Linked DNA regions of Homo sapiens: region 1 is linked to region 2. Evidence: read pairs that join two places in POLR2A ChIA-PET (ENCODE). Cell type or tissue: PC-9. All regions are shown on one strand. Each heading gives the region's core, and the rest is flanking DNA. Links, peaks and the distances in the headings are about the cores only. Region 1 overlaps PPM1H (protein phosphatase, Mg2+/Mn2+ dependent 1H). Region 2 overlaps MIRLET7IHG (MIRLET7I host gene).

What was found. ChIA-PET counts read pairs that join two places held together with the same protein. Peaks named below come from ENCODE experiments on the same cell type or tissue, not always from the same donor. Only the 100,000 strongest peaks of a DNase experiment are listed, where the experiment ranks them.
Region 1: POLR2A ChIA-PET joins it to region 2 with 7 read pairs; 7 of 35 experiments call an interaction of 5 or more read pairs at or near these places.

Annotation. Positions count from the first base shown.
Region 1 is chr12:62,699,712-62,715,941 of GRCh38, reverse strand. All of the region lies in intron 6 of PPM1H (protein phosphatase, Mg2+/Mn2+ dependent 1H), which reads left to right. Among named protein-coding and RNA genes, the nearest start is that of MIRLET7I, 100 kb to the right of the region's middle. RefSeq lists enhancers at 11,524-12,125, 13,334-13,937. In PC-9, for the core only: no CTCF peak of the experiment used is centred there; no DNase peak of the experiment used is centred there.
Region 2 is chr12:62,609,836-62,626,065 of GRCh38, reverse strand. It overlaps MIRLET7IHG (MIRLET7I host gene), which reads right to left. Exons shown (of 2, transcript NR_186001.1): 2 at 3,852-12,461. Among named protein-coding and RNA genes, the nearest start is that of MIRLET7I, 14 kb to the right of the region's middle. In PC-9, for the core only: no CTCF peak of the experiment used is centred there; a DNase peak (open chromatin) is centred at 7,615; H3K27ac peaks cover 464 bases.

The DNA of each region.
Region 1 (16,230 bases), core at 6,860-10,859, 89 kb before region 2:
CACCAGGACTGGTGTCTTGACGATCCTATAGGGTCAAGAGGATGGAATGAAGCATTTTAGGACTGCTGAGGCCGTCCCTTTTCTAGTCCCCAGTCTGACCCTGTAGACCATTGCTCAAATTAAACTGATGCTTCACACTTCTCACTAAGAGCTTGTGTCATTTGGGGGTGGGGGTTCTGGGGAAGATCCCAAAAGGACCAGTTCTTAGAAAAATTGCCTGCTCTCATTAGAGGAGCACCACGCCGGCACTCAGTGGTGTGTCTGCTGCAGGAGGAAGTGTGGGAGAGGATGTCAGCTCTGGGAAGGCTTGTCTCATAATTAAGGATGAGTCTGTTGCCTCTTAATGGGGATCCTTTTTTTTCCCACCCTCATGCTTTCACGGAGACTGTGGAGCAGCTTGGCAGGCTCAAATTGTTTTGAGGACAAAAGGTTATTGTCACCAGGACCTTCATAATGCAGTTGGCCTCTTCCCTGGCTCCCCCACCTCCCCTTCCCCCTCTCCTCAGATAGTTTGCACAGTGGCTAGATTTACAAAGCCATTCTCTTCGCAGTGCCCCCAGTGCTGAGTTCATTCCTGATGGAGTCTTCCCTTGCTCTCCCTATCACCCCCTTGGCTCTCACCTCCTGCGCATGGTGTCATTGGTCCCGGTGCCAGAATCCCCAAGCTGGGGCCCATCCTCCCCATCCCTTTGTGTTGAGCTGCTGTTGCAGGATGCACACTGTAGCTGGCATTGTGTTGCCTTGAGAGCAGTGTATCCCGACCCGCAGCCCTCTGAGATGTCTCAGGCCATAATTTACTGGCAAGTGTCTATGTTACCGAGTTGAAACAGCAGTTTCTCACAGCTCGCTTTGTGGCACCAAGTCTCTGCTCCTGTGACCACTGGCTATTCCGCTTTCTCAAGTAGGATCAGCGTACTTCGTGCCATGTCCAGCCACCTGGGGTGGCAAGCAAGCCAGGGACCCAGAGGGACATGTGTGTGGGAGGGGGCTGAAACTTCACCCCTGGCGCCAGGCCAGATTCTCCAGCAGCTGTTCCTGGGCTGATGGGATTTGTAGAGAGAGCAAGGGCCAAAGAAGAAAAGTCCATCTTGTGAATGCTAGATTGCTTCCAGATGGTTCTGGTCATGAGCAAAGTATACCAGAATTCTTCCTTTAAGCAAAGCCTTTCTAACGTTATGATGGTCTCATTTCAGGGGCAGGCTGGACTGGTAACTTGAGATCACATGCTTGACTTGGTAAAGAGAGTCCTGTTTTGGCGATAGGCACCTTGTGTACTTTGCTCTGCCAAGCTTCTGGGGCCTTGGGCAGATCCTGGCCTAGGTCTCTCGTAAATACTTCCTCTGACCATTGCTGCGAACCTCTAAGTGTGGTGGCGGCAGGGGGTAGGCTTTGCTCTGCTTTTAGAGCTGCTGGAAAAGACAGATCCCATTAGAAAGATTCCAGAGATGGCAGTGTTTTATTTTGTCCCTTAGAGCCCCTAACTTTTTATAATTCTAACTTGATGATACATCACGATAATTTTCCCTCCTCTGTTTCCCTTAAAACTATGAGCAAATAGGGGATTTTCCACTGGGAGCAGAGTGGAGTTAGCCCATTTTCTCCTTTCAGCACTTTCTACTTTTATTGAGGCAAAGAGAAATTTCCATTCTCTGTGCTCTCGAGCACAGTAGCCACTAGCCACATGTGGCCATTTAAATTAGCTAAATTACATAAAATTAAAAATTTATTTCCCGAGTTGCCCTAGCCACATCTCAGTTGCTCAGTAGCCACATGTGGCTAGTGGCTGCTGAATTGGACCATGCAGATATAGAACGTCTCCATCATCACAGAAAGTTCTACGGCATGGTGCTGTGGTCTACATAGTAGAAGAGCGTGGGTATAGTTGGGAATGGTGTGGTGCAAGGAGCTCTCTGTAACTCAGCATCCCAACAGCAAAGAGTTTTTTGTTTTGGTTTGTTTTTTTTGTTTTTTTTAAAGACAGGGTCTCACTCTGTCACTCAGGCTGGAAGGCGGTCACATGACCATGGCTCACTGCAGCCTCAACCTCCCGGGCTCAAGTGATCTCCCACCTCAGCCTCTTGAGTAGCTGGTACTACAGGTGTGTGACACCACACCCTGCTAATTTTTGTGTATTTTGTAGAGACAGGGTTTTGCCATGTTGCCTAGACTGGTCTCAAACTCCTGGGCTCAAGCAGTCCTCCTGCCTCAGCCTCCCAAAGCGCTGGGATTACAGGGATGAGCCACCAAACCTGGCCCCAAAGAGTTTTTTAAAAGGTGGGATGGGTACTGATAACTGTGGACAGGGAATGGTGTAGCCACACCGGCCTCTGGTGCCTCTGATGCCAGACTCTGAGTCAGCAGAGGGGTGGGCTTCACACCCCTTTCCTGATCCTCAGGGGCATCAGTCATTGTGCTTAGGAACAACTCACTTCATAGCCAGTAGTCACTTTTGGGCCACCAAGAAGCTGCATCCAGCTGGCCAGACTAAAGGGAGACCCATTTCATCAGCCCTAGTCAGTAGCGCACCTCCCCTCCTCAAGCAGCCCAGCAGCCTTCTTTCAGCTCTCTCCCCTATCTCCTGGATGAGGACCAGCTGCTGGCACTCTTGTCCCTCTTGCTTTTCCTTTGATTTCTTGGGGAGTAATTCAGGCCCTGAGAATATGATTTAAAAGCAGCTTGGCTTCCAACCCTTTCCACTGTGTTTGGGGTGACCTTTATTCTCCATCTATAGCCTGGAGTTTGGCTTGGGGTGGAGAAGCACAGCCCCACAGCATCAGGCTTCTCACCAACCATCCAAACGCTTTCTGGAGAGAGAAACTCACTGGAGATAGTTCCACACATGGTCTGGAGCTGCCAGGTTGGGTTTTACAAATATAGATACAGCTTCTATCTTATTCTTTATTGCTCTCTTCAATGCCCTCTGACAGTGCATTCAAGCAGGCTGACAAGGAAGTGGATGAGCAGATTGAGAAACGCCACAGAATGCTTATGAAGCCAACTCCAGAGCTGCGCCCGCATTTAATATAAATTGATTTATTGAATCAAGCACAGAAGCCCTGTTACAGAAACCCCAGGCTTTATCCTCTTGAGGACCACCTAATAAAGCAGCCCCAACTGACACTCCTCATTAGCTTTTCCACGGATCCCAAGGCGGTTTTTAAAGGGACAGTGTCCCTCTTTGGGGCCCAAATTTATGTGTTGGCCATGCCTGTGGGTCTAATTAGCTCAGCGTTATTAGCCTACCTTAGAAAGCCTACATTTTTGAACAGCTTGACTCTTGAGTTTTACAGAGTAATTGAAAAATTCAAACTCAGTACTTTTCCCTCTTTCTGCTTTTAATCACTCTTAACCCAATCTTCGGAAATTTACCTGCAGATGTCTCTGGCATTTTGGGGACACAGAAGGATCTCTCAGTCCCACCCCAGTGTAAATCCTGATGTTGCCGTCATGCCACAGACCTACCTCATGGGGAGGCTTTTTACACTCACCAGAGAAATATCACATTTTAATTTTATAATTACTTCACAAGAAAGCAGGCCTTTCCCTAGTGAAACCTGGTATTCATTTCCTCTCAGCAACTTGTATTTTCATAATTTAATGATTACGGGCCACCTTGGCAGCAGTCTGATTGCTGAAAGCACTCTGAAAATCTGACCTTGTAGAGACAGGGGCAGGGGGGATCATTTCAGAGAATTTTAACCCCAAACCTCAATAGATTATCCAGGATGGAGAATGGCTGGGCCAGGGATTAGGCACCTGAAAAGTCCCTGTGTTCCAAATTCCAACGGGGCTGGAGTCCAACTCAGAATGGGTCAGCCCCACATGGGGAGGGGCCTCTCCCGGGGCTTCCAGAGCTGAGATGATGAATGGTTATTTGCTATGTGCATGTTCTGCATCTTTTCAAGATTTGCAGCTCTAGCTGCAGGAGCAGCAGGGAAGAAAGCGGGCCCTGCTGTGTGCAGCACATCTCCTGACAGTGATGAATGACTCCCTGCTCCCTGCCCTCCTGCGCAGGAGGCCAGTGGAAGCTATGGGGTCTTTACGAATGGTTGCAAGCCAAGACAGACAGGCTTTGTCAGACCACAGGGAGGAGAAAGAAAAGAGATGCCCCACCAGCTCGCTCCCCATTGATCATCACTCACCCTACACACGCATGCACGCATGAATGCACTCACACACGTCTCTCTGCTTCAATGAGTAAAAGTTTATTGTCCTAAAGTGGCTGAACTATTTCCAAGCCTTTCTTCCCCCCTCAGACCCTTCAAACACTCACAGCATTTATATCTATTATCCACATACGCTTAAGCAGAGTCACACGGCGCTTCCCCTGTGACTGGTGTTTGGGGTTGTACAGTATGTATGTGATAAGAACATAGCTGCAAGTCATCTGGGGAAGTTTGGGGATGTCAAGTGCTTATAAAAATCTCTCTTAAAGTAGTGTCCTTTTAACCAAGAAGGCCCTGTAGACACTTACCATCTATTTGACAGGCTTGTATTGTACACCTACTACACAGTAGATGTTGAGTAGCAGTTAAGAGCAAGGATGCTGGAGCCAGACTGCCTAGCTGGGCCAATCCCCACCACAGATCATTTTGCCACTGTCAGCCTTGGTTTCCCCATTTGTAAAATGAAGCTAATAATGGTACTTGAGGCCAGGTGTAGTGGCTCACGCCTGTAATCCCAACACTTTGGGAGGCTGAAGCGGGTGGATCCTTTGAGGCCATGAGTTCAAGACCAGCCTGGGCAACATGGGGAGACCCTGTTTCTATAAAAAATACAAAAATGTTCTGGGTGTGTTGGCACGTGCCTATAGTCCCAGCTACCTGGGAGCCTGAGGTGGGCAGAACACTTGAGCCCAGGAAGTCAAGGCTGCAATGAGCTGTGATGATACCACTGCACTCCAGCCTGGGCAAAAGAACAAGATCCTATCTCAAACAAACAAAACAGTACTTGATAATAGTTGGGATATTATGGGTTAGTAAGGTTGAGTGCATTGAACAAAGCCTGGCATATAATAGCGCGTGATGAGTTTCTAATACTATAATCATTAGCTATTATGGAGAGTGAAAGGGTCAGCAAGAGCTGCTGCTGGCCTCAGGAGGTCTACAGTCTGTTGCTGAAATGCTGCCTCTGCAAGGTAATGAGAAGCTAGAAAACAAAAAGACAAAGGAAGGCAGTTTCGAGAAGAAACTAAAGTCAGATCAGGTCTGCTGGCTGCCTCTGCCTAGCAGGTCTGTCCTGCAGCATGGCAGATGAAGATGGGTTTGACACAGAAAACGTAGAGCTCTTGTCTGTCAGAAGAGACACCATCACTACAGCCAGGAAGCCCGTTGCCAGCCCCTCTGTCCCAGGCACTATTTGATAGGATGTTTTTTGGTTTGGGGACTTTTTTTTTTTTTTTTTTAAAGAGACAGTCTCACTCCACTCTGTTGCCCAGGCTGGAGTGCAGTGGTGTGATCTCAGCCCACTGCAACCTCCGCCTCCCAGATTCAAGCGATTTTGATGCCTCAGCCTCCTGAGTAGCTGGGATTAAAGGCGTGCACCAACATGCTGGGCTAATTTTTGTATTTTTAGTAGAGACAAGGTTTCACCATGTTGGCCTGGCTGGTCTGGAACTCCTGAGCTCAAGTAATCTGCCCACCTCAGCCTCCCAAAGTGCTGGGATTACAGGTGTGAGCCACACTGCACTCAGCTGATGCTGGACCTTTTAATGTACTCCTGTAGTCTTCCAAACCATACCCAAGAAGCTGGGAGGGTCAAGCCCATCTGTGGTTAAAGCATGTCCTTGCGTAGGAAGGATTTCATCATATAGGACTATGTTAGCTTTAAAGAGATTGCCACGTGGCCCAAGACTGGCTTTTTTTTTTGAGACGGAGTTTCACTCTTGTTGCCCAGGCTGGAGTGCAATGAATGGCGTGATCTCGGCTCACTGCAACCTCCGCTTCCTGGGTTCAAGCGATTCTCCTGCCTCGGCCTCCCGAGTAGCTGGGATTACAGGCATGTGCCACCACGCCCAGCTAATTTTGTATTTTTAGTAGAGATGGGGTTTCTCCATGTTGGTCAGGCTGGTTGTGAACTCCCAACCTCAGGTGATCCGCCCGCCTCAGCCTCCCAAAGTGCTAGGATTACAGTCGTGAGCCACCACGCCCGGCCTTTCTGGAAATTTATTGAACAATATCATTTCACCTTTAAACCTATTCTTCAAACTTCCACAGTGGGGGAAGTAGATCTGTTGGGACATATGTATAAATAACTAAAGCAAGACAAAAGATAAGAGTTATACAAAAAGGTTTGAAGAAAATGCCTGTGGCTGTGGTGGAGGGAGTAGTTGTTTTGAGAGGGGAGATTGGGATTGGGGAGGACTTCCTGGAGAAGATTGTTTGAACCAAAGATCTGGATTACGAGAGGGGTTTCAAGAAGTTTGGAGAGAAGGACATTCGGAGCAAAGGGCACTGTGCCAGCAGAAGCCCAGAGGAGTGAAAATGTGATGTGTGTTTTGGGAATTTGGAAGCCAGAGATAATATTCAAAATATTTGGACAATCAAAATGGACAAGTAGGCCCCAGCTGGGCTGCAGCAGGGTCCTAGAAGCCTCCCTGCTGTGCCAGGCATTAACCCTTTATTTACTGTTACCTCTTGGGGATTCTAGGGGAGAGTCCAGAGCAGCAGATGGGGGCATTCATGGAGACTGAGACAGCCATTGTTTGCTGACTAGCATGGAACGTTTCAATGTTTTAGCCCTTCGTGTGCAGTTATATTGGTGTGTATCAGCTAGATAACAGTCCCGGGAGGCTCACATAAGTGACATGTCAGAGGGAGCAAGAGGGTGTAGAGCAGTGGTGGGCAGTGAAGCAAACCATGAAACTAGGTAATTACATTGGAGTCAGCTCATGGGGAACTTTGAATGCCAGGCTAAGGATGCCAATAATGAACAGAATTTTATTTTCCCACCCTTAAGAGCTCCACACCTTAAGGGTGGAATATGACGTATGAAAATTACACACAAGGCAGAAATATAGAGCTGACAATATGTATATCCAGGACATATAGGGGACTACTAGGAGAAGAGGGAGGGGGTGTGAGCTGAAAAACTACCTATTGGGTACTGTGCTGACACTTGGGTGATGGGACCATTTGTACCTCAAACCTTAGCATCACACAATATACCAGTGTAACAAAGCTGCCCATGTACCTCCTGAATCCAAAATAAATAATAAATGAATAAAAATACAATTTTTATCAGTGACTTAGAAGATGATTTAAGAAAAAAGAAAAGGACCTATGGGCTAATTCTCAGCCTATTTTTAGGATCCCATTTCTAAGGAAATTCCAGAGAAGTAGGTACACTACCACTCCTGAAATTTTCCAGGTACTCACAAACCCACCAAGGAAACATTTTCCTGTGTCCAACCAACACTCTTTCAGTTACAATTAGTTCACTCTTACCAGAGCTTGATAAATTTTCTGCTTTTCCCAGCTCTCCAGGTTTCCCAGCAGGAAATTGGCACAGCTGGTTTCGAGCTGATAATCCTATGAAGATGGTCACCTGCGGTGGCCTGGGGGCCTCTTCATCTAAATCAGCTGTGGTGATGGTTTCAAACTCCTTGCTTCTGGGCTTACCCTAGTAATCCACACACAAGAGCTGGAGAGCCACCACTCCAAACCCTGAAAAATCTCATCCTACCACCACCGTCCTCTTACCTTCAGACAAGTAAATCAAGGACTTATTAAGAGAGAGGCTAAAGTTTTGTGTCTGTTCCTTGCTGGAGAGCTGAAAGCAGATCTCTCTGTAAGAGCCAGGAAGGCTGATAACAAAGATGCCAGCGGTGTTTCAGAACTAGTGTGTTGTCAGTTGCCTCTCTCCTTTGTTGTAATCAGATCATAAGGAAAGCTTCAGAAGCCTCATGAGGGGATGGAACACATTCACTTTTTGTTCTTCACCTGGTTGCTCTGGCAAAAGCTGTAGTATTCTGCCATATTCCAGGTTCAGATTCTGCTGAGATGGGATCAGCCTTGTCAGTCTTCCAGGGTAGATCAGATGCTATGTATCACTCTCTGTACCTAAAGGACAAGGCACAGAGCTTCATCTCTGTGGGACAATCAGTTTCAACTACTATTCATTAAGTGAACCAGGTATTAGGTTGGGCATTGAAGATACAAAGCAGAAAAAAACAGTGCCAACCCTCATGGTGTTTACAGTCTAGTGTCAGGACAGGGCCATATATGGATGATTACAGTTTCATACAAAACTAATAGACAAAGGTTTACCTACATTGAAGCTTTGTCATCTGGGGCAATTACTGAAAACATTTCAGGGTCTATTTTATCTGCTGAATTAGAATCTCTATGGATTCTGCATTTTTTAATAAGCACCCCAGGCGATTGCTGTATATCCTTAAACATTGACTTTGGGCAGCCCTAGAGTTTGTTACAATGGATATGAATAACAGTTTGCAGAAGTGGTCGGTTAAAGAGCGCTGGGCAGCCTGGGCTGTCAAAGTATTGTGACTCCTGGGCTGCTGGTGGTCTTTGCCCCTGGTTATCCCCTTGCTATTGCTTGGGAATGTCTTTGTCCACCTGCAGTGAGCCAGTGACTGTTCATAAGGTGCCAGTAGACTGGACTGGCAGTGGCTGATAAGGGATGGTAAAGCCTTCAGGTGCAACGGTGGGTCAGGGTCAAATTAGGCCTCCTCTTTTTCCTTTTTGTGCCCATAACCTGGATAGTCCAGGCTTCACACATAGTATAAATACATGGGATAGGTCAGGAGACCATGCTGCCCAGGGCATTTAACTTAATGGTTTCTGATTCCTGCTCATCTTCAGTAAATGCTACACACCCCATCTCCAAGGCCTGATCCTCTGGGTCACATTGGATCACCCTATAGAAAACTGGGCACCTAGGTATGAAAATTTGGAGTCTGAGTTTATTGCACCTGAGCACTTTGAACGTCAAAGCTCAGGTTAAATCTAATTCTATAGTGATCTTGTACATCTGCAGTATTGTTAAGAGACAACCCTAGTTTTCAACCCTAGGAGTACTGGTATGTTTTAACTTCTATGCGACTGACCATTATAAAAACCTAGAATGTGAAGATGAGCTTAAATTTTTTTTTTACAATTTAATTTTAGGAAGAGAATTAATAATTAAACATTCTTTTGCATCTCATGCCATTTTGTGGCATTTATGCAGATTCCTAGCTCTTCACAGAGGCACAGAGAAGCGTGGTTAAGAGTGTAACTGTTGGGACAGACCTGAAGTGAGCTTGACCCCTATTTCCTCCCAGATATATGACCTCTCTTATGCCTCCATTTTCTTATTTGTGTAATGAGGATAATGTTTCTATCTAGCTTACAGTGTTACAGTGAGGATTATGTAAGTTTTTAAAAATATAAATCCTTAGTGCCTGGAACAAAAAGATTGCATAATAAACATTGGGGTATGTGAAAATCCGTTAACTGCTGGGCGTGAGGTGACAGCAGAAAATTTAACAATGGCTGCCTTTGCTCTCCATCCTCTGAAACAACAGGGCCACCTGGATGCAGGAGCTAAGAGTGTGGTATTCCTCCCTTTGGTAAATATCGACAGCTGTTACTCAGGCCTGCGCTTCTTGCCTTGGCGGCCTGAATAATATGGGGGTTAGTAGAAGATTTCAGAAGAGTATGGGAAGCTACAAGATAAGCCTCTATTTCACCTGAAAATTTTGGGAGTGAGGTAGAAGGACTTCATTTGTAGGCTTGTGCAAAACTCTCATGGTTTTTAAAGATAAAACAGAAGACTCAAAGCACTGATACTTGAGATCTGCACCGTGTAATGTTATCAGTTCAAAGGCACTTGGGTGGAAAGCCTTGAAATGATGTAGCATAGGTTAAAGTCCCTGCATGTGGCTTCTCCCAGGGGACACTGCAGGACTCTGCTCCATGATATGAATATCCATCTGAGCAGAGTGGGAGAAGCTTCGTGAGGGAAAGCCGCAAGGGCCGACACAGAGGAACTGCCTGTGCAGCAGAAACCCTCTTTGTAATTAATAATCTGTTTGCTATTTTCACCCCACCATTTGTAGCTATGGGGTCCATTTTGTTCATATCCTGATTTGTATATATTGACTTGATCTCATACAGTATAAAGGGAATGTCAATGAAATTCATGTTTATTTCAGAATAAATGGTCTCTGAGAAAGCTGAAATCACTTCACATTTGTGTGCTCATGAAGTAAGGGTCTCTGATTCATATCGGTGGAGAGAGCTAAATGTTATTGATTAGAATATGAAGCTGTTACGGCCAAGTGTGAATGCACACCAAGTGGATACTGAATCAGAAATAATTTCCAAATCTGGAATTTCCTTAAGAGTCATTCATAATGTTTTATCCTGAAATATTATTAGTTCTGTTTTATACATACACATGATTACTTTTTTTAAAAATACTGATTTTTTTCCAAGTGCATCCTTTTCTGCTGCTGAACTCAGCCTACGAATCAAAAGGTGACTTTCACTTTGTTTACTTTATTCTACTCCGTATACCCAGCACCTGTGCCAGTGCCCGGCACCTACTAGGTGCTCAGTAAATACTTGCAAATGAATCCAATAGAACCCATTGTTTTTATCTGGTCAAAGCCTGAGCTCCTAATTTGGAAGCTACTTAGAGCAGGTTCTGTTCTTCTACCAAACTTTGAGCTGTGGGTAGGGACCCATTCACAGGATTGTGAAATCAGTTTAGTATATGGAGAGCAGCATTTTAAACAAATTGAATAGCACAGGATAGAAAGAAAATATCGGTGTATATCACATAGTTAGGGTAAATATTGTTTTTTGCCGTGTGTTTGTGCATATGTTGGGTTAACAGGATTGATATATTTCTTACCACCGGTGAAACCTCTGCTGTAACCCAGTAGAGTCTCCCAAAGAACATTGACCAGCAAAATGAGAGCAATCTCTGTTGCCTCTTGCTATTTTCCATAGGCCTGGTGAGAAGAAGAATCTTTAGGCCAAAAGAGAGAAATGTTTACTACTCTCAGAACTCCAGGCAGGGTCTGGCTCAGGCGTGCTGATAGGGAGAAGTGGGGAGGTAGGCATTTTCCTAGGGACTGTTGGTTAAACCTACCAATCAGGTGATTTCCTCCAGGGCAGCTGCATTGTCGGGGACCAGAGCTTGGGCCCCATTATGGAGAGTTTTCATGGAGGAAAAAAAGCCAGCAGCCTTTCTTGTGGCTAAGGAGATGAGCAGGTGGTAGCCAGGTATGCACAAGCTAGGCTGCTACCAGCCCTCTTCTGTTTATCACCAAATATTAATCACACTCACAATTCAAAGGTACTATTTGTGCCTGAATCTAACTTGCACTATATTAGCAGAAGTCTATCAGGTTGTTCACAGCTTAAGGCCTATAGGCTTCAACTAATTTAAAGAACACTCCAAGGACCAAAGAAAGAAAACAAGGTAGCATTTGTTTGGAGAGCTTCCATCCCACAGGGTAACTTTCCCAGGGATCATATCATTCAGATACCTACTGAAAATATCTTCCAACACATAAATTCAGGAACCCAATGAGCCAAAATATGACCCCCAAAACTAGATTTATACATACTTAAAGCCTGCTATACAATGATGAGCCTGGGGCGAGATGTTGGGTCCATCTCCAAACATTCTAAGCCCCAAAACTCCCAGCTGGATAGAGGGTGTTTCGCAGCCTCTTCAGACTCACCCTGGGGACTGATCCTTGCTCCACAACCCTGACTTGAGCCTGCTGTTGTTAAGCATGCCTCAGATTCACTCTCCTTCACAGTGCAGCTCTGTCTTTCCAGCAGACAGTTTCCATCCAAAGGCAAAGTGAATCTTAGAAACCGGGAAAAAAAGACTCTAAAAGATGACATTTAAAATATAATAGTAAGATCTAACCAAACATCAGACTCTTCTTGTGTTGCCTTAAAGGACACACACACACACACACACACACACACACACACACACACGCTTTCTCTCTCTTTCATGTAGTGAGGGGGGAAGAGCTGGCTGCCTGCTGTAAGGCCGCTTGAAGGTTCAGAAAGCAGCCTCCATTTACTGAGCACTGTGGTTAGACTTGGGGCCTGATTCCTTTGGAAATACAGATGGCTGGCAGAAAAAAAGGAAGCACGAGGTGGTTGCCAATCCTGCATTGCTTTTTGCAGGAAGGTCTCAGGAGAGTGGGTGTGGGGAGAGGGGAGTCAAGGGAGAGCCTCTGTGGATTCCAGAATTGCTTAACTGGGGTCATGCCAAGCTCTTAAAAGCCACAAGTAGCATTTGGGCTCCAGGCTTATGTCTGTTCCTGTCCAGCCAGGCCTGGGTGGTGTTTCATCCCAGGCCTCCTGAGATTTAAGCTACTGCTGAGATTTTGTTATAGAAAGGCAAGAAGGGGGACCGAAGATGTTTCTGTGCTCCGGCCTCCTCCCAAACCCAACCAGCCCCTGTGGAATGTGCCTCTGCCGGGCTAGGACTTGGTTTCTAATGAGAAGAAAACAAGGCTGCCTGTGGCTTTCTCCTCCCTCCTGGAGGGGCACTGAGCTCCCAGCTAAGGAAAAAAAAAAAAAAAAAGGGCTCCTTTTATGACTATTTCAATCTAACCCAGCTATACCTTCTTTAGATTATTATCTCTGAGGCATCCTTCTGAGTATCTGAGTCCTCATTTTAGAGGAGAACAATGGACTGTTCTGGATAAAGTTGCACGGGTATGCTCCTTCATGCTTACAGTAGAAAAAGTATGAATTAGGTGGCTTGATTGCTCAGCAGGAAGTGGTTTTTCCTACGGGGATGTGCTGTGTCTTCCTGCTTACGGTTGCCTGTTAGCTCTACATCTGCATGGAAGAAAGAATGAGGCTCCGAAGACCTTAATAGCCACAACTGATGGCCAAATAGCACCTTATCCTTCACAAAGGATGTTCCCAGACATGTTTGCCCTTAATCCTTGCAACCATCCTATGAAGTGTCCAGTTGAAGAGGCAGATTCAGTGAGGTCTGAGGGATTTTCCCAGGTTCATACAGCCAGTTCACATGACGATTGAGATGTGACTTCAGAACCTCTGACCCCAAGCCTGGTGTGCTTTAATACCACAGTGGGCTCTGCCAGGAGGGAAGAGAGACTCCAGGAAGGAAGATCCCCAGGGGAGAAGAGGCAGCCAAGGCAATGTCTAGAGATTAGTGGAAGAATGTGACTCACTGGTGTGTGTCATTGGAGCTGCACAAGTGAATTGTTGAGATTATGCTGTCCCCGAAGGGAGCATAATAGGGTCCCCTGTTATACCCCCCGGAGGGGATCACGTTCCTCTCGTTCCTCTTAAATGACTTTGAAGTCTTGCTAAGGGAATTAAGACTTAGGGAAACAAGTGGTATTTCTCTCTCTCTCTCTCTCTCTCTCTCTCTCTCTCTCTGTAGCTCAAGGTCATGACTTAGAAGAGAAGGGAGATCGTGGGAAGTGATTTATGTTGATGATGCCAAAGTGTGAACTCTAGGTTCCTGGCCCATGGGTTAAGCAATCAGAGTAGGGGCTCTTCCTGGAAATGGAGGAATCCAGCAAAGACTAGGAAGAACTTTAAAGGAGGAACTTGCCTTTAAACCAAGTTAGAAAATTGTCTTGGTAACACCATATACACTGGTGAATAGCTGTGGCAAAAAAACTGCCATTCTGACGTGGTACTAAGGAACTGAGAAAGGAATAGACGAGAGAATCATAAATGTTATTTTTTATGATTTTATAACTATTTGTATATATACTAATAATAAAGGGGAACTTGAAATTTTAATATAAGTAGGTAAACATATGTCAGAGGTATCACCAATGGGAACCCAGCCATGAATATTAGCCATAGAAAAGCTAGCTATTAAGGCAGAGTGAATGGGGGATATCTTTAGAGGGAAACTGACATGCTAAGGGAGAGATACCAGCCTTTGTTCATTCATTCATCCATTTAGCTTGTGTCTACTTTATGTCTACCATGTGCTTGCACAATTGTAGATACAAAGATAGACAGGTAAATAGGAAGAAAGTCTGTGCCTTTATGGAGTTAATGTGCAGGATGTTGGGACAGAAGGTAAACAAATTAATAAGAGCATTTCAGATTGTGCTTGAAGCACTGAAGCAGGATGAGCAGGAGCAGAGAACGCCAGACTTGTAGATGAGTGGTCAGGGGAGGCCTTTCCAAGTGATGTCCAGGAGCCAGCATGGCAGGATCAAAGGGAAGAATGGCCCAGACAGAAGGAATGACCAGGCCCCCTGGTGTGTCAAAAAAAAAAAACAAACAAACAAGAAAGCCATTGTTACAAGGCGTAGCAGAGTGATCGACGATGTCAGAGTGCAAAGGCCAGATCATGGAGGGCCTCATCATTGGATTGTATTTTAAGATGACGGGAATTCAGTGGAGAACTTTAAGGTGGAGAGTGATGCTTGTGGATTAAAAGAGAAATGTGGGAGATTTGCTAGCAGGCCTCCCAGCTATGAGGACAGTGTGAGCAAAGCTTTACTGAAGGGATGTATAAAATTGCCACAAAGACAAAGTATGTTTATGGTGGAGAAGTCCTATAACTGCTGCTCATTAGGGTAAAAGGGCTTCGGTGTGGCTGCATGGGCATCTCAAATTCAGATGTTCATAGAGAATGTCTGAGCCTGTAAGGACAGCACCTAGCCCACTAGGGCAAAGGTGGGAAAGGGGTGCTTGTGAGTGAGCATCAGCCGGAACAGCATAGTCAGACATAGAAAGCAGCCGAACAAGGAGACTCTTTGCTTTTGTTTTGCAAATATATTATGGAACAAGAAAATACGAATAAAGCCTCTGCATAGGGAAGGTAGTATTAATTTGCTTGCTTAACCAAATATTTATTGGGTACCCATTATATGTTGAGCACTCTTGTAGGTATAGGAGATGCCATAGGTAGCAAAACAAAAATCTATCCCCATAGAACTTAAAGGGCATGAAGAAGCAGTAGAAAAAATAACCATAGTAAGGAAGTAAAATTCTTTAACTGTTAGGTGGTGGTGGATGCTATGGAAAAAAAATAAAGCAGGAAAGGGGACTAGGAAATTTGGGGGACAGGAACAATGTTAAAGAAGACCATCTGGTTACTTGGCTTTTATTTAGATCGCAATAGAAAACCTTTGATGGGTTTCAGTAGGGTAATGACATGACCTGACATTCTAAAATAATTACTCCAGTTGCTCTGAGAACAGGAGTAAGGGAAAATCAGAACAGTTTTCAACACTCTCACTGCCATCCACCTGGTGACATCATCCTAGCACCATCGCCTCTTGCCTAGATCATTGCACAGAGGCCTGATGGATCCGTCCCAATAATGTAGGCAAGAAACTATGGTGCTAGGGCTCTGACAGCAGGGAAGGTGTTGAAATCTGAGGATTCTGGATTTGTTTGAAAGGTAGAGATGACAGTATTTGACATAATGTTAATAGACAAAATACTCAATCCTTGTTGTGTTACTGGAAAATTGAGAAGGTGACAAGTTCTAGCAAAGAAAAGTATCAAAAAGCTTTGCCACAGGTGGAGACAGGATCAGGAACATGTTTAGCCATAAGGTAGGAAGAATAGCAGGACCAAGGAGAGAAACTGGCCTGAGAGCTTCAACAAGGGAGTGAGAGAGGAAAAATGATTCAGAATTGGAATCTCAGAGGTGGGGGGTGTTCTTGCTGCAGGCCACATGACCAGGGTGATGATGGGGAACAGAGAAGAAGGTCAGCAGGAAGTGAGCTAGGAGTTTTAAAGCGAGGAATCCAAAAGCACCACCAAATTCTAAGAAAATGCTGAGAATGACATCCTGGGAAAGAGTGAAAAAGCAATCTGAACCTAGGCTGAAGTCATCGGGGCAGGTGGGAGAATGTCCTGAAAGGCTGGTGGGTAAGGGAGGGGGATATGAGGCAGATGGAGGGACTGACAGAAGGGCAGTGAGAGAGCCTCAGCCTAGAAGGATGGGGTTGATGTAGGAACTATAAGCATCACTCATGTGCCTTAGGAGCAAGAGGGATTTGAAGGAATGTCGTCCACTGGAGGTGGTATGATCAGGAGAGCCAGCTTAGGTTCAATAAGGCAGGCTCAATTAGTAATCTGTTCTTGTTGGGTAAGGTTCCTAGATTGGGTGAATACTGTATGCATAGATATATTCTGAGTTTGTAAGAAATCGGATTGTTTCTTCTCTCAGCCTTTTGGACAAGATGGAGAAATACTGAGTGGATAATGGTTCAGTTAAGTTGCTTCATAG
Region 2 (16,230 bases), core at 5,631-9,630:
TATAGTCCTTTTCTAGTGTCAACTGTGCAGTTAGTTACTCAGAAAATTCACTCATCAATTTACTGTGATGTGAGGGAATCACTGGTTTGCAAACTACCTACAGGGTAATGTTTTAGATACTCTACAGCAATGTCCACTCCTGTGGATACTTCATGTAAAGGGACAGCCTCTCACAGGCCCCACTGCCTCTCATTATTGAAGGCAGCTGGCTCCTTCCTTAAACTGTAATCCTTTTTATCCTGCTTCCAGACTCAACCTTTTTATCTCAGGGGTGGAAAAACTTCAACCCTCGCCTTGACAAAATGAGTATAATCAGGCTTAGAAAGTGGAAATGGTTTGCTCACTTTCACACCACTAATCAGAGTCGGAGTTAGGAGATGAAACAGTAAGGTCTCGCCAGGCATGGTGGTGTGTGCCTGTAGTCCTAGCTACATGGGAAGCTGAGGTGGAAGGATCACTTGAGCCCAAGAGTGTATCTTCCTGCTCCTGGCCCAGGACAGATATCTGACCCTAATTCCATGCTCACAATCTGTGATGTGAGAGAACATTGCAAATTGAGCAATAGCTTCATATCTCTAACCGGAACTCCTAGGTTACCTCACCCTAGAGAGCGAGGCTTGCTTCTGTTTGGGTGCCAGGCTCACTCTTTCCCTGTGGACTTGCTGTCTTGAGGCTTGGTAAACCACAACTCAGAAACATTACCCTGAATCCTCCAAAGACTTTTTTTCCATGTAGTCAGCCTCTGCTCAGCCATGCAGAACTGCCTGGGATCTCAGAGCATGTTCACTGCTCTGTCCAACTTGATACACACTTAATACATTTACAGTTTGCTTCACCTTTAGTTCCCCTTTATTCCACCAGATTTATAATTTGGGGACAATACTTCCCATGTAGTAAATTCATGTTCACTAGTTGATATATCAAATGAATATGGTTTGATCTTGAATAAATACTTAAACTCAATTTAAACTTGGTTTGTTGGCTTACATTCTCCTGGTTAAGTTTTATTAGTGAAGCTATCAAACATATTAGTTTTAATAGTTGACAGGAAGTTTTTCAGTTGCATCACTGTGAAATTACTTGGGTTTTAAAAATTACATTGAAGGCCGGGAGCGGTGGCTCATGCCTGTAATCCCAGCACTTTGGGAGGCCGAGGCAGGTGGATCACAAGGTCAGGAGATCCAGACCACCCTGGCTAACACGGTGAAACCCCATCTCTACTAAAAATACAAAAAATTAGCTGGGCGTGGCGGCGTGCGCCTGTAGTCCCAGCTGCTGGGGAGGCTGAGGCAGGAGAATGACATGAACCCGGGAGGCAGAGCTTGCAGTGAACCGAGATCACGCCACTGCACTCCAGCCTGGGCGACAGAGCGAGACTCTGTCTCAAAAAAAAAAAAAAAAAAAAATTACATTGAAGCCAGCCATTGCTAAGGGAGATAAGTCTATACAGATAATCTGGCACCTGACTTGGGAATATTACACAAGCCACTGCTCATGAACTTGTGAAATCAAAGGCCTGCCAAGCCAGATAGAATTATACCAAGTCCACAACAGGAAGGAAAAGGGAGCAAAATAATTTAAAATGAAAGCATTCTTCTCTGTGTTCAATCCCATTCTACCTTGTGAATGAAGAAACACCTGTCATTACTTGTGACTTTTTTTTTTCTGAGACAGGGTCTTACTCTGTCACCCAAGCTGAAATGCAGTGGCACAGTCACAGCTCACTGCAGTCTCGACCTCCTGGGCTCAGGCAATCTTCTCACCTCAGCCTCCTGGGTACCTGGGACTAGAGATGTGCACCACCACACCTAATGTTTTGTAGAGATGGGGTTTCACCATGTTGCCCAGGCTAGTCTCAAACTCCTGCGCTCAATCAGTCTTCCCTCACCTCGGCCTCCCAAAGTGCTGGGATTGCAGGTGTGAGCCATTCAGTCCAGCCTAATTGTGACTTTCATCACTATACTTTTACAGGGTTTTTGTTTGTTCTGTTTGTTTTGAAACAGGCTACTCTGTCACCCAGGCTGGAGTACAGTGGTGTGATTACGGCTCTCTGTAGCCTCAAACTCCCAGGCTCAAGCAATCCTCCCACCTCAGCCTCCCAAGAACTTGGTCTACAGACATGTGCCATCACGCCTGGCTAATTTTTTGTAGAGATAGGTTCTCCCTACGTTGCCCAAGCTGGTCTCTAACTCCTGGGCTCAAGCAATCCTCCCACATCAGCCTCCTAAAGTGCTGGGATTATGGGCTTGAGCTACCACTCCTGGTCCTTTTACAGCTAAGGATGAGTCATAAATATGATTTCATGGCCGGGCGCGGTGGCTCACGCCTGTACAATCCCAGCACTTTGGGTGGCTGAGGCGGGCGGATCACGAGGTCAGGAGATTGAGACCATCCTGGTTAACACGGAGAAACCCCGTCTCTACTAAAAATACAAAAAAATTAGCCGGGCATGGTGACGGGCGCCTGTAGTCCCAGCTACTCAGGTGGCTGAGGCAGGAGAATGGCGTGAACCCGGGAGGCGGAGCTTGCAATAAGCCGCGATCCCGCCACTGCACTCCAGCCTGGGTGACAGAGTGAGACTCCATCTCAAAAAAAAAAAAAAAAAAAAAAAAGAGATTTCACTTGACTCTCTGACATAGTTTGGATGTTTGTCACCTCCAAATCTCATGTTGAAATATGACCCCCCATGTTGGAGGTGGGGGGAAGTGTTTTGGTCATGAGGGTGGATCCCTCATGAATGCCTTGGTGCCTTCCCCACAGTAATAAGTGAGTTCTCACTGTATTAGTTCATGTGAGAGCTGGTTGTTTAAGAACCTGTCTGTTTTTGGCCGGCCGCAGTGGCTCACGCCTGTAATCCCAGCACTTTGGGAGGCCGAGGCGGGCAGATCACGAGGTCAGGAGATCAAGACCATCCTGGCTAACATGGTGAAACCCTGTCTCTACTAAAAATACAAAAAACTAGCCGGCCGTGGTGGCGGGCACCTGTAGTCCCAGCTACTTGGGAGGCTGAGGCAGGAGAATGGAGTGAACCCGGGAGGTGGAGCTTGCAGTGAGCCAAGATTGCACCACTGCACTCCAACCTGGGCAACAGAGCGAGACTCCGTCTGGCAAAAAGAAAAAAAAAAAAAAGAAAGAAAAAAAAAGAACCTGTCCATTTTTTTTTTGCTCCCTCTCCTGCTGTGTAACATACCTGCTCCCTCTTTGCCTTACGCTGTGATCGTAGACTTCTTGATGCCTTTGCAGAAGCAGATGCCAGCAGTATCCTTCTTGTATAGTTTGCAGAACCATGAGTCAAAACAAACCTCTTTTCTTTATAAGTTACCCAGTCTGAGGTATTCCTTCATAGCAAAAAAAATGAACTAAGACACTCTCCCATCTCAGGGTTAGGATTATCGTAACACAGATGAGGAAGGAGAGGCTCAGGGAAGTTAAGTAACTTTCTCATTGATACATAAGCATCAGGACCAAAATGTGTTAGGACCAAAAACTCCTAGACCTTCTAACCTTAAACCAGGACTCTTTCCACCACTAGAATGATTCTCATCCTTTAATATGCATCAGAATTATCTGGAAAGCTTGGTGAAACAGAATGCTGGGCTCCACCCCCAGGACTTCTCTTTCAGTAGATTTGGGGTAGGCCCAAGCATTTGCATTTCTAACAGGTTCCCAGGTGCTGGTGCTGCTGCTCCTGGTCCACGTTTTGAGAACCACTGCACTGTCACAGACTGTCTGCAGGGGGAAGGATCCTAAGGGCTGCCTGCTGCCACACATGCTTTTTATAATCATGATATGAAAGAATGCGCTCAAAGATACTGTGAAGAAAAGTCAAAATAATTGGCAGAGAGCTAAAATGGCCAAGAATATTTTTACTTTTAATCCAATTCAACAGCCATTACATTTTTATTCAGTACTAGGACTTGTTGAAGGGATTACAAAAGACCTATTTCCACTATTTGGTATCTTCAAAGACCATATAATTTGGTCATGGAGTTCATACTGGCATTCAGGAAAGGAAAAGTAATAATACATACAGTTGGATAACAAAATGTGTGGCATCAACAAAGTTCTATTCCCACAGAACTTCAGAGAAGGAGGAGATCAGTGTTAACTAGACTAGCAAGGTAAGGCTTCACAGAAAATGTAGGTTTGGGACTTTGAAGAATGGTATTGAGGATATCTATTGCCATATAACAAACCATCCCAAAACTTAGTAGCTGTAGTAGCTGACACAATTTTTTTTTTTTGGTAGTTTCAATAGAAATGCAAGATTCTATTATTGAAATTAGTCACAGGCCAGACCAGATTCCAGGGGGAAAGAAGACTCCATCTCTCAATGCGGGAGTGGCATGTGTATACAGAAGAGAAGAAATTGATGGCAGCCATCCTAGGAGACAAGCTACTACAGATAGGCAGGCAGAGGAATCAACCCACGGCATAAAGATGCAAGAGCTAGATGAGAACCAAGAGGAGATCTGAAAGCTTGTATAAAAGAAAAATCAGAGGAGTTGAAAACTGAAATGAAGAGTCTGGGCCTGATCTAATAAACACTGAGGAATCACTGTACATTCTTAGGTAGCAAATTAGCTTTCAATCACTCCACACACCTGCGTGTACTGTTTGCTTCCTGGCACTTGGGTTAAGTGGTTTACATGCAAATGTACACAAGACAGGCATGGGCCAGCCACCATGGATCAGAATTCAGTGGGAGATGCAGATGAGTAAATAGGCAATCACAATTCGTTGTGATGACTGCTGACAAAGGGGAAGACGCAGGTGTTACGAGAGCCTCTAACTCAAATAAGGAGTCAGGAGGGAGAGGGAGGAGTGGCTGTTAGTGTTGTGTTGTCCTCTAATCAAGGTTCACGGGCAAGACTGGAGGAAGGCAAGAGAAGCCACGGAGACCAGTTAGAGAGCTGTAGGAATAGGTGATTAGAATTACACATTTTAAGCCGCCTCCTCCTCCATCTCTAATGAATGAAAACATAGCCGTGATAGGGAGCATGCCTAGAGCATGATGGGCTGTTCAAGTTGTTATAACAACCCTTCTAAAGATTTGCTTCCATCCGATATGAAGTCTTCTGATAAAATATGTAAAATGACAACACAGGTCAAAATGATATTGAGGCATTATTTTGCATACCTGGAGGGATCACATGCAAAGCAGCAGAGAAAGTGGAAACACGGGTGTGTTCTTTCCTCATGCTTCAGAAGCATGATTCCCACAGAAGAAGTTATACACTTGAGAGGCACAGAGTTACAGGCTAACATCAGCAAGGGGAGGAATTCTGGCTTTGATGCTCTTGTGTAAATTAGGTGAGCTCACATCTTTAAGACAACACCTCAAGTTGCTTATATGCTGTACTTACAACAATACCAGAGAGATCACTCTCTATTAAAAAGCAGGCTCCACTGGTCCTATTGCTTGCTGTCACCACCACTACCTATATCTGGGGCACTGCCAAATATACAGCAGAGTCTCAATAAATATCTAACTACCTTAAAAGGGCTTATCAAATTTTGTACAGATTACAGACAGTGATGGGGCTAGGTACACTCAGAATAATTAACTCCGTGTTCTAAACGCTACCAAGAGCTCTAAGTATGCAGTTAACTATTTAGAGAAATGGAGGAGCTTCCACTATACTACCAAGTACATAGGAAAAATATTTAAACCCAGCCCTGGTGTATACTACAATGGAATAACTTCTCTATGGAAAATGGTGGCAGCTGTCAATGAGGTGGCATCTCCTGCCTGTCACCCGTCTGTGACTATTTCTGTTCTGTTTTCAAATGCCTCTTTTCCTATTTGTTCTTTTCTAGCTTTCATTCAAGGCTTCCCCAGCAGCCGTGTAGGTGTTGTGAGGGAGGGAGGGAGCTGGTAGGTGTGTCCTTTTTCTTCTAGCTTGGGCTACTGCTATAATATTTCCTATCAGAGTAGAGGGGGAAGAAGTGGAGAGAAAACAACTCAGGAAATGAAAGAAGAGAAGAATGAGAAAGAAGAGGATCATATCAAGGAAAAAGAAAATGGAAGAGAAGTAGAGGCAACCTGAAGACTGAGGGAATGGGAGAGTCCTCATTATCTCAGGCAGGGCATGTGATACATATTAAGATAGGAATTGAGTAGAGGACACTGTAATCTGCAGTCAGCGAGGCATGTCCTTTGCTGGTGCTTTCCTCTGCTTTGCTTTTGCATTGTCATTTCACTGTTAATAGCACCTACCTTGTAAAGGGAGAGAAGAAATGAAATTGGGTTCACCATTTTAGAACTTAATAGGTTAAAACAACACAAATGTATTATCTTCACGTACTGGAGGTCGGAAGTCTGAAATGGGTCTCACTAGGCTAAAATCAAGGCAACAGCAGAGCTTTCTGGAAGTCTAGGTGAGAATCTGTTTCCTTACCTTTTCCAGCTTCTAGAGGCATCCCCTTGGTTCATGGCCCCCTTCCTTCATCTTGAAAGCCAGCAATGGCAGGCAGAATCCTCACATCTCATCACTCTCTCCTCTGTAGCCACGTCTTCTCTGACTCTGATTCTTCTGTCTCTGTCTTCCATTGTGATTATATTGGGCTCACCTGGATAAATTATGCTACATTCCCTATCTTAAGGTCAGCTAATTAATCTTAATTCCACCTGCACTCTTAATTCCCCTTTGCCCTGTAACCTAACATATTCATAGATTCTAGGGGTTAGGACGTGAACATCATTAGGGGGCCCATTATTCTGTTGACTGCAAAAACTATATAACTTTGCTGAAACTATACTATTTTCATTTTCCCCCTAATATTCTTAAAAAACAAGAACTCTGAATGTCAGTAATTTATTTTTTCCCTTTCTGGGTTTGCTAGAAACAGAAGTAACAATCCTAGCCATCTGTCATTTAAACAAAGGAAGATTTATTGCCTTTGACTAAAATGGCATTTGCCACAATAGCAATACTAAACACTTCAGCAAAGACAGAGTCTGTCTGGCAGAGGCAACAGCATGCCATCAGCACCTCTTCTTACCAGCGCGGCACAGTTCTCAGTGGTCTTGCATCCTTACCCTGGAAAGCAGTCAAGGGGATCTGGTGCTCTAATGATGGGCCAACAAGAGAGTGAGAGATTAAGATTGGGATTATATGGGTGTATTAAACATTTGAAAGGGACCTTTTAGACTACTTCAAATAGCTACCGTTTATGGAACACCTTCCTTGTGTCAGGACTTTGTTGGGTACTTTAGGTATAGTATCTGTGATCCTCAGAACAACTTCTCATGATGGGTATTACAAACAAGGAAACGGAGATTAAGAAATTCACCTGAGGTCATACAGCTATTAAATAGCAGAGAGAGAAAATAACTCCCCAGCTACCTGACTCTAAAGCCTTTGCCCCCTCATGCACAGAATAACTCACTGCAGAATTATCTAATGCCCATAAGGTAAGTGGTAGCAATGGAAATAGGTAGGAGTTCTGTTGCTGAGGCCCTGAAGTCACCAGGTTTTGTCCTCACCTCCTCAATCAACTAACTAAACAGCATTAACACCCCCAGTTTCCTGATTAGTGGTTTATCTAAAGTCCCATGAGTCAGTGGGCTCTAATTGTGAGTCTACTCTTTGTTTCTGATGTTACATCACTTCTCCTCAAAGATAGCTATATATTTACTTAGGAAGAAATTAAGAAAGTAGGCAAATAAATGAAGAAACTGAGCAAAGAAGAAAAAAATGAAAATTAGAGCACTTTTTTGTGTAAGAGGGAGTAGCTCAATTCTGTAGAACACTGAAAAAGTCATGGAACTACTGAGCTTTGTTCTGCGAAACTTGGAAACTATGATTTTCTATTATTTACTTGGCCTCTTTAGACTGCATCCTCAGAGGAAATGTATCTTTGAACTCAAATTCAGTATTTGATCAAACCATACAACTAAAAATGTTAATTAAAAACAAAGCCAAAACCAACAACAGCCTAAATATTGGGGAAAATTCCTTTTGTGAATTAAATTCACTTAGTAATAAATTCATTTTTTTAATTAAGGCTTTGCAAGCTTTCAGTTTATGAAAAGATGTTATTATTGATGGAATTCAGTTTTCCTGACAGCTTGGTATTATTTTTAAATCTAAGAATGCTCATCATTGTAGTAAGAGACATGGCCTAGTATCATGCAAAGACCTTTCCTAAGGTATGGCAAATCAGAGGATTTTCCCAGGCCCCATACAGTGCACAATGCCAAATTGTTGTTGGAATCCTTCAGAATAAGGAGTTTCTGTAATTTATCTTACACCCGTGGTAGCCAGCACATTGAGGGATCACATAGTGATAATAATAATGGTTAAATAAAGAAATGTGTATTTATATACATGTGTAAATTGACTCACAGAATCACATGAACAAATTTATTTTCTAAAGTAAAACAATTCAGGTAAAATTGTCCTCTTCTTTTCTGGTCCCCCACTCTTCAAAAACCCTCTTTCTTTTAGGCTTTCCCTTTCCACACTGTTATTGCCATTAATTTTATTTAGATTAGAAATCTGTACAAAAATGGTAGCAAAGAGGAGACAACGCATACATCTGACCTAGACTCCAAAGCTTTACAGATGGCCCATAGCATGGAGAGAAGCCAGGACAAATTTTAGCATAGTCTTCTACATTGCATCAATGTCATTACTTGAGTATCAACTTAAGGATCCTTACTCAAAATAGACTCAGGTGGCCTAGAAAAGTGCTTGAAATTTTCTGCCTATTCCATGGGGTAAACATTGAAGTTTGCTATTGTAATCATTCAAGTCAAATTTTTGTGTTAACACTGGCATTATTTATATTAGCTATGTAGTCACTCTGTGTTTTTTTATAAAAACTAAGTAGATAAGTTCAGAGTTTGGATAATGGTAAAAAGCCAGAAAATGTCTGGAACATAGAGAGAGGCCTGGGGTGGGGGTTGGAGAGGACTGTAGAGGTTAGGGACTTTGGGGAACTATAAGTCAGCATGAGGGTGCTGGATTCCATGGGTAAAGATAATACCACTGACAGGGAAAAAGAATGATAAAAGAGACTAACATTTAAAAAAAAAAATTATGTGCCAGGCAGGCCTTGTGTTAGATACTTGGCATATACAGACAAGAGAGTCACAGGAAGGAGAAGTTTTGTGCTTATTTACGGTCACTCAACCTACATTCAAATACATTTTTGTGTTGTTTTATTATATGATTTTTTAAGTTACAAAAAAAAAAAAGAGGGAAGAAGGAAAAGCAATAAGGCAAACTTGCCAATAGGTTCATGAACAAAAGTCAATTATGGAATGTGGCAGAAGGCAAATATAAATGTATTCAAAGTTTTACCTTTAACAATTACACTTGTGGTTCCAGTTATCTGTTGATAATATAAATTACTCCGTATTTAGTGACTCAAACAACAATTTTATTTCTCTCTCATGGGTCTGGAGTTTGGCTGGATTCAGCTAGGTAGTTCTTGCTGAGGGTCATTCATGGGGTTGTCATCGGATGGTGGCTGGTGATGGAAGCATCTGAAGACTTACTAATTGCAGCCGGGCATGGTGGCTCATGCCTACAATTCCAGCACTTTGGGAGACTGAGGTAGGAGGATTACTTGAGCTTAGGAGTTCAAGACCAGCCTGGGCAACATAGTGAGAACCCATTTCGATTTATTTAAAAAAAAAAATTAAAACCAAAAAGAAATGAAGGCTTACTACTTGCATATTTGGAGCCTGGGCTGGGAAGGCTCACACATTTGGTCCTCTTCTCTCTCTCTGTGGTTCTTCCACATGGTCTTTCCAGTGTTGTGGCTTCAGGGTAGGTGGTTTTCTTCCATGGCAGCTCAGGGCTCCAAAGGCACATGTTCTGAGAAAGAACTAGGTGGCAGCTGTATCACCCCTTATTACCCTGTCTCAGAGTTCACACAGCATCCTTCTGCTGCATTTAATCACAAAGGTCCACTCATGTTCCAAAGGAAGAGACACAGATTCCACCTCTTGTTGAGAGTAGTATTAAAGAATTGGTGGACACATTTTCAAACCACCATAATCTGCTCTCAGGCCACATATTATTTACATCCTTCCCACATGCAAAATATACTCACCCCCTCCCAAGACCTTCTGAAATTCTCATTTATTAAGACATTGGGCTCAGGCTCAAGGTCCAGGACTTTATCAGTGAAATCAGGTCACGTGTGGATAAAGATACTTGTGTGTGGTCCTGTGAGTACAGCTCACGTGGCATTCCTTGAGGTCTGAAAAATCTGTCAGCTAGTGAGACAAATTATCTCTCCCTCATACCCAATATACATAGTGGAGTAGGTATGGGGTAACCATTATAAATAATCCCATTCACAAAGGGAGAAAAAAGAGGCATGTGGCGACCTCCATAGCAAGTCTATTGTCTTTCACGGTTCTGGGGCTTGACTAAGCTAATCTAGATGGTTTTCGTTGAAGGGGTCTCATGAGCTTACAGCTAGATGGTGGCTGGTGCTGGAACCATCTGAAGGCTTGCTCACTCATATATATGGCACCTGGTCTGGGAGGACTTAAATAGCTGGGATTGGGAGCAGCTGGGCTTCTTCAGACACCTCTTTCTAACTCTATGTGATTTCCCTGTGGTCTCTTCAGCATGGTAGCTTCAGGGTAGCTATTCTTACATGGCAACCCAGAGCTCTAAAATGCAGGGGCATGGGGAAGCTGTATCACCTCTTATGACCCTGTCTCAAAAGTCACATAGTGTCTTTTCTGTCATATTCTATTTGTTGAGGCAGCACAAAGGCCACTTAGGTTCAAGAAAAGGGAACACAAGACTATATTTTTTACTGAGAAGTGTCAAAGATTTTGCAGACATGTTTTTAAACCACCACAACTGGAAGAAGGAAAAAGAACAAAAAGAAAAGCTTATGAACTGTTGCTGAAAAATTATGCTATATCCTATGGCACCAAATTGGTTGGTGGTTGCAGCCACAAATCTGAGTGATGATGGACAAAAACAGGTCAAGGGTCATATTCAAATGCATGAAATTATTTCAGCTTTTTGTTCCTCAAGAAAGACCTATTTCTTACTTCACTTACTGAAAGAGAGAGAGAGAGAGACAGAGAGAGAGAAAGGGAAAGAGAGAGAGAGACCCAAATGCTCTTTCAGGAAAGCTAAGTTCTAAAATGGAGGGTCGGCAAACTATGGCCTAGAAGTCAAATCTGGCCTATGGCCTGTTTCTGTATGGCCCAAGAGCTGAGAATGATTTTATGCTTTTAAAGAGAAAGAAGAAAGAGAAGAAGAAAAAGAAGGAAGAGGAAGGGAAGAAAAGGAGGAGGAAGGTGGAGACCCAGCAGCATATGCAACAGAGGCCATCTGTGGCCCGCAAAGCTAAACATACTCTGGCCCTTTGCAGAGAAGTTGACCCCTGTTTCAAAGCACTTTCAAATGTGTTTTCAGATGGTTTCCACAGCTAGAATAGCAAATATACCTTTAAAGTGCTTCTAATATATAGATTTTCCTCATAAAATGTAGTAATAACGCAGGACTTGTCCTATCAATTTTTTCTATTATATATTCAATCTCACATATACATATTCTCTCTCATTTATCCTCTACCCACCTACCAATATTCTCATCCCTCCCATAAAAAAACATAATCCTGGCTGGGCGTAGTGGCTCACGCCTATAATCCTAGAAGTTTCAGAGGCCGAGCCGGGAGGATTGCTTGAGTTCAGGAGTTCAAGACCAGCCTGGGCAACATAGTGAGATCTCATCTCTCCAAAAATAAAAATAAAAAATAAAAATCCTTTCTTTTCCCTTGTGTAATTTTCCTTCTCAAAAGCCATAAATGTTTCTTATTCCAAAATAAATCAAAACTCCTAATGCTTACAGGTCACTCATGATCTAGCCCATAACCCTATTTCCAGCCTCTTTGTCTACACCACTTATCTGTCCCTTTGTCCCCAGATTCCTATACAGCATCTACATTAGACTACTTGCTCTTCCTTGAAGAGTCCATGCCTTTCCATATACCCATGACTTTTCTCTTGTTCTTATATCCAGAAATGACCATTCTTGTCATATTGAAAATACGCTTATTTTTCATGTTTCCTGTGCCAATTCGCTAGTTGAAACTGTTGCTCAGTGTTCAGCATTCCCATGGCATGTCACTGTATGTAGATCTACATAACACTTGTTTCATTCTGTTTGCAGTTATTTATATACATGTCTTTTTCCTCAAATAGAAAAGCTCCTTCAAGGCAAGTGCTATTTCTTAGTCATCTTGATATCCAGTAAATACACTAATAGGTCCGGCATGGTGGCTCGTGCCTGTAATCCCAGCACTTTGGGAGGCCGAGGCTGGCGGATCACTTGAGGTCAGGAGTTTGAGACCAGCCTGGCCAACATGGCAAAACCCCATCTCTACTAAAAATACAAAAAAAATTGGCCGGGTGGGGTGGCATGGGCCTGTAATTCCAATTACTTGGGAGGCTGAGGCAGGAGAATCTCTTGAACCTAGGAGGGAGAGAGAGGTTGCAGTGAGCCGAGTTCGCACCATTGCACTCTAGCCTGGGCAATAGAGCTAGACTCCATCTCAAAAAATATATATATATACACACACATACACACACACACACACTAATAATTGTTAAACAAATGATAGAGTAAATGATCCCAGATCCTTTTTTATTTTTCTCTGAAAACATACCCTTTCCCCAGAGTTCATCCAAAGGCGCAACTCTGGTGTTCAAGCTGATCTGTTTCTGTTCTTACTCTTCTGGCTTCCTATTCCCAGAGCCTTTAAATTCTGGAAGAAATCAGCCTACATTCTTTCTAGCAATTTTATGACCCCAGTTTCATTAAATCATTCTCTTAGCACTTCAAAACTCCATCTGTTCCCCAACATGACTTTCCACTGAGCCTAGCTCAACTGCATGCATTTCATCATCATCCACTCCTTTCAACAGCTTCACAGTGCATAAACCACATATGTACCTGTAAGACCACCACCATATTTTTCTTACCTTTTCTTACATTAAAAACAAAAAACAAAAAACAAAAAAAACAAGGCTGGGCATGGTGGCTCACATCTGTAATCCCAGCACTTTGGGAGGCTGAGATGGGAGAATCACTTGAGCTCAGGAGTTCAAGACCAGCCCGGGCAACAGAGTGAGACTCTGTCTCCACAAAAAATTTTAAAAATTAGTTGGATGTGGTGATGTGCACCTGTAGTCCCAGTTATTCAAGGCTCTGAGGCAGGAGGATCACTTGAGCCCAGGAAGTCGAGGCTGCAGTGAGCCATGATCATGCTACTGCACTCCAGCCTTGGCAACAGAGTGAGACTCTGTATTTTAAAAACCACAAGAACATGAAGTTTCATTACCAACTACCTTTATATAGCTAACTGACCATGACTTTTGGAGAAGGGGAATATTATTTTTACCAGTCACATAAAAAGATATAAAAATTATTCTTTAATAGGAAAAAAGAAGAGTGACATGATAAAGGAAAAAGATGGACCTTGAACCAAAATGCCTAGAGGTCATTTGAGAACTTGCATACTACCTTCTGGAACAACACGTTGTTTTTCTCTCTTTTTTTTTCTTCCTAATTTCCTTGAAGTGGTAGAGGACCTTTCCGCTTCTTGGAACCGTGTTCATGGTGTGACTTGACTATTGGAGAATGTGGGAAGAGTGGTTTCTGATTCCTTTTAAGAAGATACTCAACAAGGGAGGAGGCCATAAGGCAGAATCAGAAGGGTTTAAGGAATACACTGTGACTTCCAGCATAATAAACTCCACAGGGTTCATGGATAGTCAGCAGAGAATACTAAAGATATTAGTGGTAACATCTATACATATAGCAATTATCATTAATATTTCTAAGGCAACTTAAGTCCCAGGGTTAATAACAACAGAAAATGCCCATGTATGTAGTAGATAAGGTCACGGCTAAGTTCAACGTCTAACTAATGAGTCCAGATAGTGATTCACTACGTATATACAGGATAAGATATATGAAGTTAAAAAGTCACTAGGATATATACTTCAAAATAAAAGCTATTTAATAGTGATAATATTGGTAAATTTGAAAGAACTCTCTTGGCCAAGTGTGGTGGCTAACGCCTGTAATCCTAGCACTTTAGGAGGCTGAGGCAGGAGGATCACTTGAGCCCAGGAGCTCAAGACCAGCGTGGGCAACAAAGTGAGACCCTGCCTCTATTTATTTTTAAACAAGAAAAGAAAAAAAAGTATCTTATATTTGTAATAATGCTTCAATGTGTTTATTCCTTCAACCTTATATATATATATATTTTAGATAGAGTCTCACTCTGTCACCCAGGCTGAAGTGCAGTGGCACGATCTCAGCTCACTGCAACCTCCACCTCTGGGGTTTAAGCGATTCTCCTGCCTCAGCCTCCCCAGTAGCTGGGACTACAGGCATGCACCATCATGCCCGGCTAATTTTTTGTATTTTTAGTAGAGACCAGGTTTCACCATGTTGGCCAGGCTGCTCTCGAATTCCTGACCTCAAGTAATCCACCTGCCTCGGCCTCTCAAAGTGCTGGGATTACAGGCGTGAGCCACCGCGCCCGGCCTCCTTCAACCTTATTTATATATGTGTGTGTATGCCTGGCATTTGTGGTACACATTCAAAAACATGATAATTTCTGTGCTTAGTAAAATGCAAAATCATTGTTTCTTTTGATCCACAGGTTGGTTATATTTTTTTACCTTTGTAGTGTGCTAATATATTCAAAGCAGTAACAGCACTCAGTTAAATATTTAAATTAGATTAATAACACTGGTAATATGTAGATGCACAATGAACTAACTGCTAAGTGTTAACATATATTGATGGGGGCTGGGCGCGGTGGCTCACACCTATAATCCCAGCACTTTGGGAGACGGAGGTGGGCGATCAATTGAGCCCTGTAGTTTTGAGACCAGCCTGGGCAACATGGCAAAACCCTGTCTCTACAAAAAATACAAAAATTAGCCAGGGGTGGTGGCGTGTGCCTGTAGTCTTAGCTACTCAGGAGGCTGAGGTGGAAAGATCGCTTGAGCCTGGGAGTTGAAGGTTGCAGTGAGCTGTGACCACGCCACTGCACTCCAGCCTGGATGACAGTGAGACCCTGTCTAAACACACACACACACACACACACACACACACACACACACAAAGAAGGTTAAGAAAAAAGGAATCTAACTGGAAACAAAAAATCGAATAAATTGCTAGAACAATTATTAGAGTTCCATTTAAAAGGACAAACATTCTATCATTTGCAACGACATGTTTAAACTTGGAGGACATTACACTAAATAAGCCAGGCATAGAAAGACAAATACTACATGATCTCATTTATATGTGGAATATAAAAAAGTCAAACTCAGAGAAGCAGAAAGGAGAGAATAGTGTTACCAGGGGCTTATAGACAGAGGGGGTAAGGTACTGGGGAGATGTTGGCTAAAGGGTACAAAGTTTCAGTTAGACAGGAGGAATAACAAAATAAAAGAGGAAAAACAGAACTAAGCTTATTGAAAGCAGTTAAAGCCAAACAAATTTTTTTAGTGAGCTGATTTTGCTTAGAGTACTTGTTTAAGAATGTGAAATAAGGCATACTTCTAGAAAAAGACTATGGAACTAGAAAAATAATATTTAAAATGGAAAGTTATTAAGTTTAATAGGCTAACATTAAAGCAAGTACTTTATACATACAAAGTACTTAGTAAAAGTTCTCAACACATCTCTTATTAATTCTAATTACTAGTTTTAATTATAATAGATATATTTAAACAATGGTATCCTTGTTGTGGGTATGTGTGAACTTGCACTATATTAGTCAATATATTTGATCTGGAGTATAAGGAAAATGGACTGATCCTCTGATAGACTTCAAGGTAGTATTTCAAAGTGGCCTGGGAGGATACCCTAAGAACACTTAGCTGCACCTTACTGACCTTCACATGGTTTTGTATGTGTTCTCACTTTGCTTTGGTTGTCTCCAAACCACAGGAATCTTTCTTTGTCTTGTTTTACGTGTTTTTGAGTTTTTATTATGGAACATTCTAAATATACACAAAAGTAGAACAGAATAAAAAAACCCATCTACCCATCACCCATCATCAATACCAACACTAAGACAAGCTTCTTTCCTGTGTACTCCCATATATGCTTCCCATCCCCCATGGATTAAAGTATGAAGCAAAGTCCGATCATATCATTCATTAGTAAATTATTTAGTATGCATATACCAAAAGATTTTTAAAAACTATAACCACAA